Linked DNA regions of Homo sapiens: regions 1 and 3 are each linked to region 2. Evidence: chromatin contacts called from ENCODE Hi-C or POLR2A ChIA-PET data. All regions are on one chromosome and are shown on one strand. Each heading gives the region's core, a stretch centred on a gene start or an enhancer-like site at or near the end of the contact. The rest is flanking DNA. Distances are from core to core; before and after follow the strand shown.

Region 1 (3,505 bases), core at 262-2,761, 54 kb before region 2:
TTTGACTTCCTCTTTTCCTTATTGAATACCTTTTATTTCCTTCTCCTGTCTAATTGCCCTGGCCAGAACTTCCAACACTATGTTGAATAGGAGTGGTGAGAGAGGGCATCCCTGTCTTGTGCCAGTTTTCAAAGGGAATGCTTCCAGTTTTTGCCCATTCAGTATGATATTGGCTGTGGGTTTGTCATAGATAGTTCTTATTATTTTGAGATACGTCCCATTAATACCTAATTTATTGAGAGTTTTTAGCATGAAGCATTGTTGAATTTTGTCAAAGGCCTTTTCTGCATCTATTGAGATAATCATGTGGTTTTTGTCTTTGGTTCTGTTTATATGCTGGATTACATTTATTGATTTGTGTATTTTGAACCAGCCTTGCATCCCAGGGATGAAGCCCACTTGATTTTGGTGGATAAACTTTTTGATGTGCTGCTGGATTCGGTTTGCCAGTATTTTACTGAGGATTTTTGCATCAATGTTGGTCAAGGAGATTGGTCTAAAATTCTCTTTTTTTGTTGTGTCTCTGCCAGGCTTTGGTATCTGGACGATACTGGCCTCATAAAATGAGTTAGGGAGGTTTCCCTCTTTTTCTATTGATTGGAATAGTTTCAGAAGGAATGGTACCAGCTCCTCCTTGTACCTCTGGTAGAATTCTGCTGTGAATCCATCTGGTCCTGGACTCTTTTTGGTTGGTATGCTATTGATTATTGCCACAATTTCAGAGCCTGTTATTGGTCTATTCAGAGATTCAACTTCTTCCTGGTTTAGTCTTGGGAGGGTGTATGTGTCCAGGAATCTATCCATTTCTTCTAGATTTTCCCGTTTATTTGCGTAGAGGTTTTTGTAGTATTCTCTGATGGTAGTTTGTATATCTGTGGGATCGGTGGTGATATCCCCTTTATGATTTTTTATTGCATCTATTTGATTCTTCTCTCTTTTCTTCTTTATTAGTCTTGCTAGCGGTCTATCAATTTTGTTGATCTTGTAGTTCTTGGCCTAAGCGGACACTGGATAATACGTACCTTTGAACATTCGGCATATCTTTGCAAATAACAGCTGCTTTTGGTTATGTTGGTGGCCACTGCTGTTCTTTTTCTGGCTGGGAAAGGTTTCAGTCAACATATTGCCTGTGAGGAGCTGATTTTCCTAAAGGACTCTCCTGCCCCCAATGCACATAATTCACAAAGCTCTTCAATATTGAGATCTTGGGTATGGTTATTAATTGGTTAATTCTTTGCCTGTCTCCAGAGCTTCAGCTGGATGAGTAACTGGGTGAATGCCTATGTGGCAAGTTGCTCTTCAGGATGAGAAACTACATGAAAGTGTAGCCCCAAGAAACCAGGTGCTCTCAAATGAGTCACTGGTAACAAGCAGACAACACATGTTTGTCCACTTTACCTGCCCCAACCCCTCCCGCCCTTACTCCAAAGTCTGCTCACACTCCACCCTCTGCAGGTAAAACAACTGGGTGAAAGGACACATTTTTGCAACCAAGATAAGGCTAGAATGACTATTCTCTCTACCCAATTACTCATCAGGAAAGCATTTTTAAGGGTCAGCACAATCATGAGTAAGTTTGTTAAAGGGTTTTCCTTTTTTTTCTCTGACTTACAAGGGAGATGCACTTTGCACTTTTTTTTTCTTTTTTTCTTTCTTTTTTCTTTCTTTCTTTTTTTTTTTTTTTTTAGTAAAAACAAGTATAAGGTGGATATTGTTCCTTGGATACAGACATCTAGCTGAAGCCAAATGCATCTTTGGCCAATAAAATGCCATAGGCCTTCTTGGTTCCACTACACCAAGCTACACTGTGGGACATCCTCGCAGATGTGGGCCCAGGGGTGGTGGGGGCAGCATCTGGCTAACTGACCTGCTTTGGGGTTCTGGCTGCTCTCTTCATTCTCACTTCCAAAGGCTGCTGGAGTCTCTCTGTTAGCTATGACTTGGACATAAAATGATCTCGAAATGTTATGTGTTCCCTCATACTGAGTTATTTTTAACTAAGCCTATAGGCTTCAGCCTGGTATTCTAGTCCCTGCACAATCTGTTTCCAATCAACTGCTATTGCTGGTGTTTACCTTCTGAAGACCTCATTCTTCTCTAACTCATGAGATGTAATAGTTATGGACTCTGGACTCAGAAAAACTCAGGTTCTAAACAATCTCAATTCATTATTGAGTTATAACTTTGCTTTCCCCACCTCCACACGCTTGCTCACATTGTTCTCTTGGCCTGGAACGTCATCTCTGCCCTTTCACATACGAACAAACCCTATTCACATTTAAGGTCAAGCTCAAATACTACCTTGTAGCCCTTCCTAACTACACAACTAGGTACAATCTCCTTTTCTTCTGAGTTAGCTTGGCATCCCATCTGTTTGCCGTTTCTCATACCTGTTTGCCATTTCTCATACCTTGATTTTGTTTCCAGGGCTCTCACTTCTGCGTTTCTACTTTAAATCTCTGTCATAAAACCAATTACATGATAGAGTCACCAGATAAAATACCAGGTAAAATACACCAGATAAAATAAGGACACCCAGTCAAATTTCAACTTCTTGTCAAACAAATACATTTGTTTAAGTATGGCCCAAATATCGCATAGGAAATACTTAAGCAAATTTGTCACTTATGTGAAATTGAAATTTAACCGAGCACCTTGTGTTTTGTGTCTGGCAACTCTTCATACGTGACTCTTTTTAATAAATGGTGAGCATTTATCTGGCTCCTTTGTGGTACTGAACATTATGTGACAGTAGGAACCTTGTCTCATTCATCTTGCAGCCCTGATGTTTCTTCCTCAAAGCACTTGCTGGGCAAATCCTTGTTAATTAATAAAGGGATTTTCATACCAGTAGGTATGGGCACACAGCACAGTTCTGAGAGCCTCAGTGTTGGAATCAGATGGACCTGGATGTGTCATATTCCTACCACAAGACTAAGTTTGTGAGGCTTAGCAAGTTAACTACCTTTCAAAGCATTCTCATTTGTAAAATAGGAAGAAGAGTGTACTTATTCCATAGAGTTATTCTCTTTATGCATATAAAGGGCTTAGCACAATGTCTGGCTTACAGAAAGTGCTTCATAGCTGTTAGCTATTACTTTTGGAAATTATGAAATACATTCAGATCAGAGCAGCAACTACTCTGCTACAGGCAGTAAGAATTACATAAATGACCTAACTATACAGAGTTTGGAGCATACAAATTCAAGACGGATCCCAGACCTCCTTTGGAGAGAGTCCTTAACTTGTTTGATTTTTCTTCCTGTTCCCCAAACCAACAGTATGTCCTCATCTCGGGCTAATGTTTGTGTCTGGCTTTCTAAGATGTCACTTCTTTGTCTCTGGGTCTAAGCCTACCTTCCCCAGCATCCTGAGATACTGTTGTAGCTCTTCACTCCGCCCTTCCTGACAGTATTTTACCTTCCTATTCTCCCTTTCCTCTGGTCCTGGGTGCTTAGTTTCCCAACCAGAAATTAATTGCTGCTTCCTTTGAACAGCATTGCCT
Region 2 (3,740 bases), core at 895-3,394:
CCTATTAGTACTTTCTCGAATGCACTATCCTCTGGATACAGGCACAGGAATGTATGATCCAGTTATATCAGCCTGGTCTAAATTTCAATTAATTGCGCCTTCTTACCAACTGTCACCCCAAGTATCCCTCAATACCACAGTTCATTCCTTTCTGATTTCCATTTTCTTCTTTTATCTTCCTTTCCCTCCCATCTTTTATTTTATTTTGCTCTGATTGTTTTCACTTAGTAAAAGCACCACCGTTTGTTGCTTCCTGGGGAATGGGCACTTCTCTCAATTGTGGCTCCCAGCCTCTGGTCTTTTCTGTCTCTTCTCAGGATCTACCCACATCTTTATCTCAAGCTTTCATTTCTCTCAGTCACTAGTCCAAAAGAACAAGGCTCCCTAACGCTTGCTACCAACAGGTGCCAGTAAAAGATGCCTCCCTTTGTTCTATATGAATTTAGATAAAATGTTTGTTTTACATATGAATTGGTATCAAAAAGCAAGTTGGTTCTGTCTAAGAAAGCAAAGGCCTGAATAAGAGCAAGGTAATAGATTTAAGGATGGAGATGATCATGATGATGCCATTGATAATTACAATACCTTGCATTTCTATTGTTCTTTCCAGCATGCAAAGCTCTTTCAATTTCATCATCTCATCCCACCATCACAACGCTGGGAGATCAGTTAGGTTCGTATTAGTTTTGCCATTTTATATGAAAGCCAAGTCTTAGGTAAGTAAACTGATGTGTCTCAGGACCTCACTCCAGGAAAGATAAAATCAGGTTGAAACCCATGTTTTAGGACTCTGAGCCCCAGAATGTTCTGCTTCTCTGGAATACAGTCTGATGAGATTGTGAATCAAAAAGATACCTCACTGCCCGGTAGTATAGGTAATTATATTATCACAAAGGTTTTGGGTAAACATAATGGAGAAAACAATGTTGACAGGCCGATAAAACGGGAATAGCTCACTAAAGGAGATTGTGTAATCTTTCCTTCATGGAGGATTTATCTGAAACAACAGGTTTCTAGTATTCCCTACAGCATTCCAAACCCTGTTTCCAGAAGGCAATTTGCCAATAGGTATCAAAAACATTAAAGGCATGACTAATGGTAACCTCAGACAAATGACTCAGCATCTCCAAAGTCAGTTTCCTCATCTGTAAATAGTAGGGTTTGGGGGAGGATTAAATAATGTTTTGTAAAGTACCTGGCACAGAGGGTGTATTTGATAAATATTGTCAATGTTTTAAGAGTAATGATGACAATATTTTCACTTGTAAGAGGAAATAAGCACAAAGATTTTGTGATAAAGACATTCTTTGCTGTGTTTTTACAAGTACTAGTGAAAAGTTGGAAACAACCTGATTCCAGCAGTAGAGAATTGGTAGAATAGGGTCTGCTGGTATATCTAGCAGCCTAGATTATTATTAGGCAGTCATTTAAAAGGACACAAAATATGTTATTACATGGCAAGATGATCTTGATTTATTGTATTTTAAAAAACAAGTTTAGAATGTTAAATACAGTGTGCTTTTTTGTTATACGTAGATATGGGTAAAAATCTGGATGGGTTTACATCACTATCTTAACAGGTATTGATCCTGGAGAGAGAATTATGAATACCTTTTACTTTATTATTTTTGCTTCTCTGTATTTAAGTTTTTTCAACAATAACATGTACATCATTTAAAATAAAATTATATTTATTTTTAAATTTCAGGCTTTCTTACTTACCCTTCTCTCCCTCAGTTTATCAGATCTGTGCTGCAGGGCACTAGAAACAGACAACATTCACTAAAAGCCATTTACTAAACATTCACTAAAATAACAAGTATTAATACTTTTTGAGTATCTACTATTGCCCAGGCACTGTTCTAACCAGATGGACAAAACTGCCATCAGAGAGCTTAGCTTTAGTGGAGGGAAGACCCAAAATAGACACATGAAGAAGGGAGAGTAGACCCCACATCCAGAAAAGATGAAAATTTCTATTCCTCCTAGCAACGCTTGCTTCCCACTCCTACAAGCACCCTGCAGTCTGAGATCCAACGTCATTTCTTTGGATAAAGGCCACTTATCTTGTAAAGCGAACAGTCTGCTTAAGTGTAACATGCTGTGTCAATACTGGTAATTTATACCTTGGTGTGAGTCATTTCCTGAGAATAGATTATCTGACCGTAAAGGGAAAAGGGCTGGGAGTGAAAGTACACTGAAGAAAAGGCAAGGGAGGGGATGGGAGAAGGAATCTGGCTTCAAAGCTTCCCAATTTTAGAAAAGTAGAGGATGTGAAAATGGAGTGGGCTGGGGTGGAGTGTTGGTGTGCCACCGACACAAGTGGGGAAGGAATGTGCAAGTGGGGTCAAACTTCACACATTTCTCTAGGTTTTTAGGAACTGATCTTGGTTGTAGCAGCTTTTCTATAGATCTGAACACAAATGTCACTTCCTCTTCTCTTTCCCTTTTCTTTTCTCTTCCTCTGACTTCCCGTTTTATTGTTCACCAGCAAATCCATCTTTTTTTTTTTTTTTTTTTTTGAGATGGAGTCTCGCTCTGTCGCCCAGGCTGGAGTATAGTGGTGCTATCTCGGCTCACTGCAACATCTCTCTCTCGGGTTCAAGCGATTCTCCTGCCTCAGCCTCCCTAGTAGCTGGGACTACAGGTGCCCGTCACCACACTCGGCTAATTTTTGTATTTATCGTAGAGATGGGGTTTCGCCACATTGGCCAGGCTTGTCTCGAACTTCAGGTGATCCACCTGCCTTGGCCTCCCAAAGTGTTGGGATTGCAGGTGTGAACCACCGTGACTGGCCAAATCCACCTTTTACATGTTGTTGTTTTTTAATGTTTGATTTTTTAATTTTTGAGATGGAGTCTCGCTTTGTCACCCAGGCTGGAGTGCAGTGGTGCCATCTCAGCTCACTGCAACTTCTGCCTCCTGGGTTCAAGTGATTCTCCTGCCTCAGCCTCCTGAGTAGCTAGGACTACAGGCATGTGCAACCACACTGGGGCAATTTTTGTATTTTCAGTAGAATATGGGGTTTCACCACCATGTTGGCCAGATTGGTCTCGAACTCCTGACCTCAAATGATCCACCTGCCTCAGCTTGGCAAAGGGCTGAGATTACAGGCGTGAGCCACCGTGCCTAGCCAAAGTGTAGTTTTAATGTTATCTGTGCAGTAAGGCTTGATCCTCCCACACTCTACCTCTTTTCTCACCCCTAGTTGGGCAGAAATTCTCTGGATTCTCTGACACCACTTTATCAGATAACAAGACTCCAAGTTAATCCTATGCAACAATTACTTTCTACATTGAGTTGTAGTTGTAAAAGTAAACACTGTCTCGCTTACAGGAGAAGATGATCGTTAAGGGTAGGGTCTATGTCTATGAATCTTTGTATGGTTCAATGACAACATTAAGGAAACACCAGATTAAAGTCATTACCCTCATGGTGGCACAATTTGCGGTACATATTACAGGTTTAATAAGTATTTGTTGGATGAATTGAATGAATGAACGAATGAACCCAACATTTGCTTCTTACAGGTGCCACTCAGCCACCCGCGCTGGGATTTGACTCAACCGTAAGTTGCCAGGGAAACAGCCAGATTAGATCCTACGACATTTCTTTGTTCCATTCCCATTCTCACTTCTAGACCACATCACCTGGAAGGAGATAAAACCCTGGATCTGGAAGAATTTGGGATGCTGGGCAATATTTAACCCAAATAGAGGGGCTAGCTGCCAGTCTGACTG
Region 3 (3,501 bases), core at 112-2,611, 33 kb before region 2:
TCTATTGGAGGGAATAAAACGACCATGGGAATTCTAGTGATGGGCAGAGGAAAGAGAGAAAAGCATTCTGATGGTTAGTATTATGTATCAACGTGACTGGGTAAGGGGATGCCCAGGTACTTAATTAAATGTTATTCTGGATGTGTGTCTGTGAGGGTGTTTCTGGATGAGGGTAACATTTGAATCAGTAGACTGAGGGAAGCAGATTGCCTTCCCCAGGATGGGTGGACCTCATCCCACCCATTGGAGGCTTGAATAGAACAAAAAGATGGAGTAAGGAAGACTTTGCTCTCCTTGCCTGTCTTTGAGCTGGGACATTGATCTTCTCTTGCCTTCAGTCTAGACACAGTTATTGGACTAGGACTTGGACTGGAATTTGTACCACTAGCTCTCTTGGTTCTCAAGCCTTTAGACTTGAGCCAAAATAATACCATTGGCTCTCCTGGGTTTACAACTTGTTGACTGTAGATTGTGGGAGTTCTCAGTCTCCATACCCATATGAACCAATGACTTATAGTATAACTCTTTATACATGTACATCCTGTTGGTTCTGTTTCTCTGGAGAACCCTGACTAACAGAAGTATTTTCTTCTCTCTACTACATTCTCTTTACTTTGATACCTCCATATGAAACTTGTGAATAGACACAGCCCTGGGAGAGATCGGGAAGAGAGAAAAGAATAACTCTTAGGCTCCATAAATAGTTTAAATGCTGGAAATTTAAGAGTGGGCTGGGAGTAATGGCCACAGGGCTGGCTTCATGGGAATGCAACCTAAGCATTTACTTAGGTCTTGAACTCAGGGTGGTCCACAGTTGGTTTTACGCTCTGCTGTTGCAGTCTTGAAATTCATGATAAGTTTTGAATAAGAAGTGCCACATTTTCATGTTGCGCTGGTTTGTACAAATGATATAGCCAGTCTTGAATGGACAGATGGTTGTGCCACTTGCAGAAATGTTGGTGACAGGGGCAGGAAGTGACGACAATGACTACTGCCACAGGTAGTGTTCCTCACTGCCTCCATTTCCCCTCCTTGCCATTAACTTAGGAGCCAGGGACTCTGATTTCTGCTTTAAACAGTTACATAAAGGAAAGGGGAAAATTCTGATTATACAAAGCTAAAGAAGCTACCCAATGACAAAATGTACACTGTAGTACCATTCTGGGCCCTCAGGCTAAGTTTCATTACCCTTTGTAACATAAAACCTCTCCAGCACTGACTAAGAAGTTAAGCAATGTGGATAGTCTGGCAAGGCCTCCACCTCCCCCACAGAGATAATTTGAGCTCCCCAGTGCAGAAGACGGTGAGTCAAGTGCATTTTGCTGGAGGTAGTCATCAGAGGGTACTAGGGAGTAGGTTCTGAGGCTGCCCTGATGCCTGCCAGGCTGGGCATGGCCAAATTGTGCATGTCAGTACCAGATCTGTAGACGCTTACAGCTCATGGGCTTCCTTGGGGAAATTTCAAGCTGATTGTAGTCAGTATTCTAGGCACATTTCAGTTTTATGTAACCTCATCTCCCATTCTCCAGGACATCTAGCACTCTCCAAATGACAAAACTTCCTAACTTTCAAAACAGTTTTTTAGATGTTTCATGACAGCTAGTAGCTGGTAAAGTCTGGGAAGTAACACCTTTCTATGGTCTCCTTGTTGCCTTCATTTAGATGCAAATTCTGCTCCTGTGATTCCTTTTGGCCTGCAACATAAAGAGTTTCAGTCAATGGATTTTTCCTCTCTTCATTCACAACACACATACGTGCACACTCACGCACACTAGTGCACTGAGTATTCCTCCCTCTATCTTTTGAAAAGAGTCCCACTTTTCTTGGGGAAACTCTTCTTTCCCTATTCCATGTGATCTGCTTAGAATGAATGATCTTTGTGGCTTTGTGTCATTCCAATGGTAGTGACCAGCAGGGCCTATGGATTAGTCCCAGTTACCAAGATTCCCAAAGCTGTTCCCTTCCCATCCTTCTGAGTGTTCAATACTATATTTTATTCTGTGAGCTATCCAGGACTTATTACTGAACTTCTTTTTTTGCTTAAGTTTATCAAGGTCCATTTCTGTGGTTTGGGATCAAGAAACCTATTGATTTGGAATGAAACACCATTTTGGAGGGCCTTCTCTACCCCAATTTTTCTGAAAGTGATAACATCATAATCATGTTGCTTAGCAGTCAAGTCTTTCCTAAGGAAGGATGATATATTGTATGGGATATTAAAAGCTTACTGCAGTTAGTACTAGCCTTATTCTTTTTACTGTAGGAATTCAGGTTGTATAAGCAGCAAAACTTCTTAACTTGCTATGTGATTTTTTAGGTGATTGGTAAAATTAAGCCAACTAGTAGAATAGATGGAGCAGTTTCCAGCCTGAGTACTCTTTAGAGGTTCGTGAAGCAAAAAGAGAGCATCCAGGCCCTCTGGTCCTTGCCAGCTGCAGCAGAGTGGGTGGCAAGAATCACTAGTATTAGGGCTAGCCAGATGCACAGACAGCTCAGAGGGAGGCATGCTGGGGGTGCAAGGATGGGGAGAAGGGAAGTTCAAACTCAAATGGTATTTCTTTGAGGTTGACTTGGAGACAATTCTGTTCTCTATCATTATGAATAAGTGGAGAAAAGTAAAAATGGCATTAACTAAATTTGATAATGGTACTAAATAAGGTAATATGCTTAGTAGTCCGGAAGACCAGAGAAAAATTAAAAATGATCTTAATGGTCTTATAGAAACAAGGTGGTATTACACAGGACCTGGACTCTCCCCTTAAAAAACTTAAAAGTATTTTAAGGGAATTGATCACTGACTGTTTAAAGAGGAAGGAAGGTAGCACAATATAATAGAAAGAGGGACTTTGGGGTGGCTGAGTGGGGTGGCTCATGCCTATAATCTCAGCACTTTGAGAAGCTAGGCGGGCGGATTGCTTGAGCTCAGGAGTTTGAGTCCAACCTAGAAAACATGGTGAAATTTTGTTTCTACTTAAAAAAAAAAAAAGGGTACCTGTAGTCCCAGCTACTCAGGAAGGTGAGATGGGAGGGTTTCTTGAGACAGGGGATGGAATTTGCAGTAAGCCAAGATTGTGCCACTGCACTCCAGCCTGGGCAACAGAGTGAGACCCTTTCTCAAATAATAAAAAATTAAGGAAAAAAGAAAGAGGGACTTTGGAGCCAAATAGATTTACATTCAAGCCCAACTCTACTAATAACATGATGATGTCAGCCAATGGCATTGATTAGGAATATCTTTGGGTTGCAAGTCACAGAAACCACAACCAGCAGTTGCTTTAGCCATAAATGAACATTTAATTATCTCATCTAACATGAAGCCTGGAGCTAGTTGGTACCAAATTACATGAAACAACTCATTGATATCGGAATACAAGCTTGGCATCTTTGCAATTTTCTTCATTGCCTCCTCTTAAACACAACATGGCATCAATGACTCTAGGCATTAGGTCCTCATATGACAGATTTTGTAACCCCAAAATCAGTATAGGTGGCTTTCATGGT

The links. Hi-C counts contacts between places; a loop is a spot of excess contacts on that map. ChIA-PET counts read pairs that join two places held with the same protein, here RNA polymerase II (POLR2A). Pooled maps may share reads with other maps.
Region 1: a map of PC-9 shows a loop between it and region 2 (11-fold over the local background). The contact joins two enhancer-like sites. A Hi-C loop is called at or near these places in 7 of 168 maps with a recorded cell type or tissue (Caco-2, Calu3, HCT116 and 4 more) and 3 of 50 pooled maps. POLR2A ChIA-PET finds 5 or more read pairs at or near these places in 4 of 52 experiments (BJ, MCF 10A, activated CD4-positive, alpha-beta T cell and 1 more).
Region 3: a loop to region 2 is called in a map of PC-9, with 7 times the contacts of the local background. The contact joins two enhancer-like sites. A Hi-C loop is called at or near these places in 6 of 168 maps with a recorded cell type or tissue (HepG2, IMR-90, PC-3 and 3 more) and 5 of 50 pooled maps. POLR2A ChIA-PET finds 5 or more read pairs at or near these places in 8 of 52 experiments (AG04450, BJ, HEK293 and 5 more).

Annotation. Positions count from the first base shown.
Region 1 is chr6:47,186,682-47,190,186 of GRCh38, reverse strand. No RefSeq gene overlaps it. Among named protein-coding and RNA genes, the nearest start is that of TNFRSF21, 120 kb to the left of the region's middle. Within about 2 kb of position 1,511, at least 3 of the 41 ENCODE cell types and tissues checked have a DNase peak (open chromatin) inside an H3K27ac peak, as active enhancers do; they include PC-9, where a contact is called at or near this core.
Region 2 is chr6:47,133,260-47,136,999 of GRCh38, reverse strand. It overlaps LOC105375081 (a long non-coding RNA gene), which reads left to right. Exons shown (of 5, transcript XR_926864.3): 2 at 611-673; 3 at 3,531-3,568. Among named protein-coding and RNA genes, the nearest start is that of ADGRF1, 93 kb to the right of the region's middle. Within about 2 kb of position 2,144, at least 10 of the 41 ENCODE cell types and tissues checked have a DNase peak (open chromatin) inside an H3K27ac peak, as active enhancers do; they include PC-3, PC-9, Panc1 and 1 more, where a contact is called at or near this core.
Region 3 is chr6:47,166,176-47,169,676 of GRCh38, reverse strand. No RefSeq gene overlaps it. Among named protein-coding and RNA genes, the nearest start is that of ADGRF1, 130 kb to the right of the region's middle. Within about 2 kb of position 1,361, at least 5 of the 41 ENCODE cell types and tissues checked have a DNase peak (open chromatin) inside an H3K27ac peak, as active enhancers do; they include PC-3, PC-9, Panc1 and 1 more, where a contact is called at or near this core.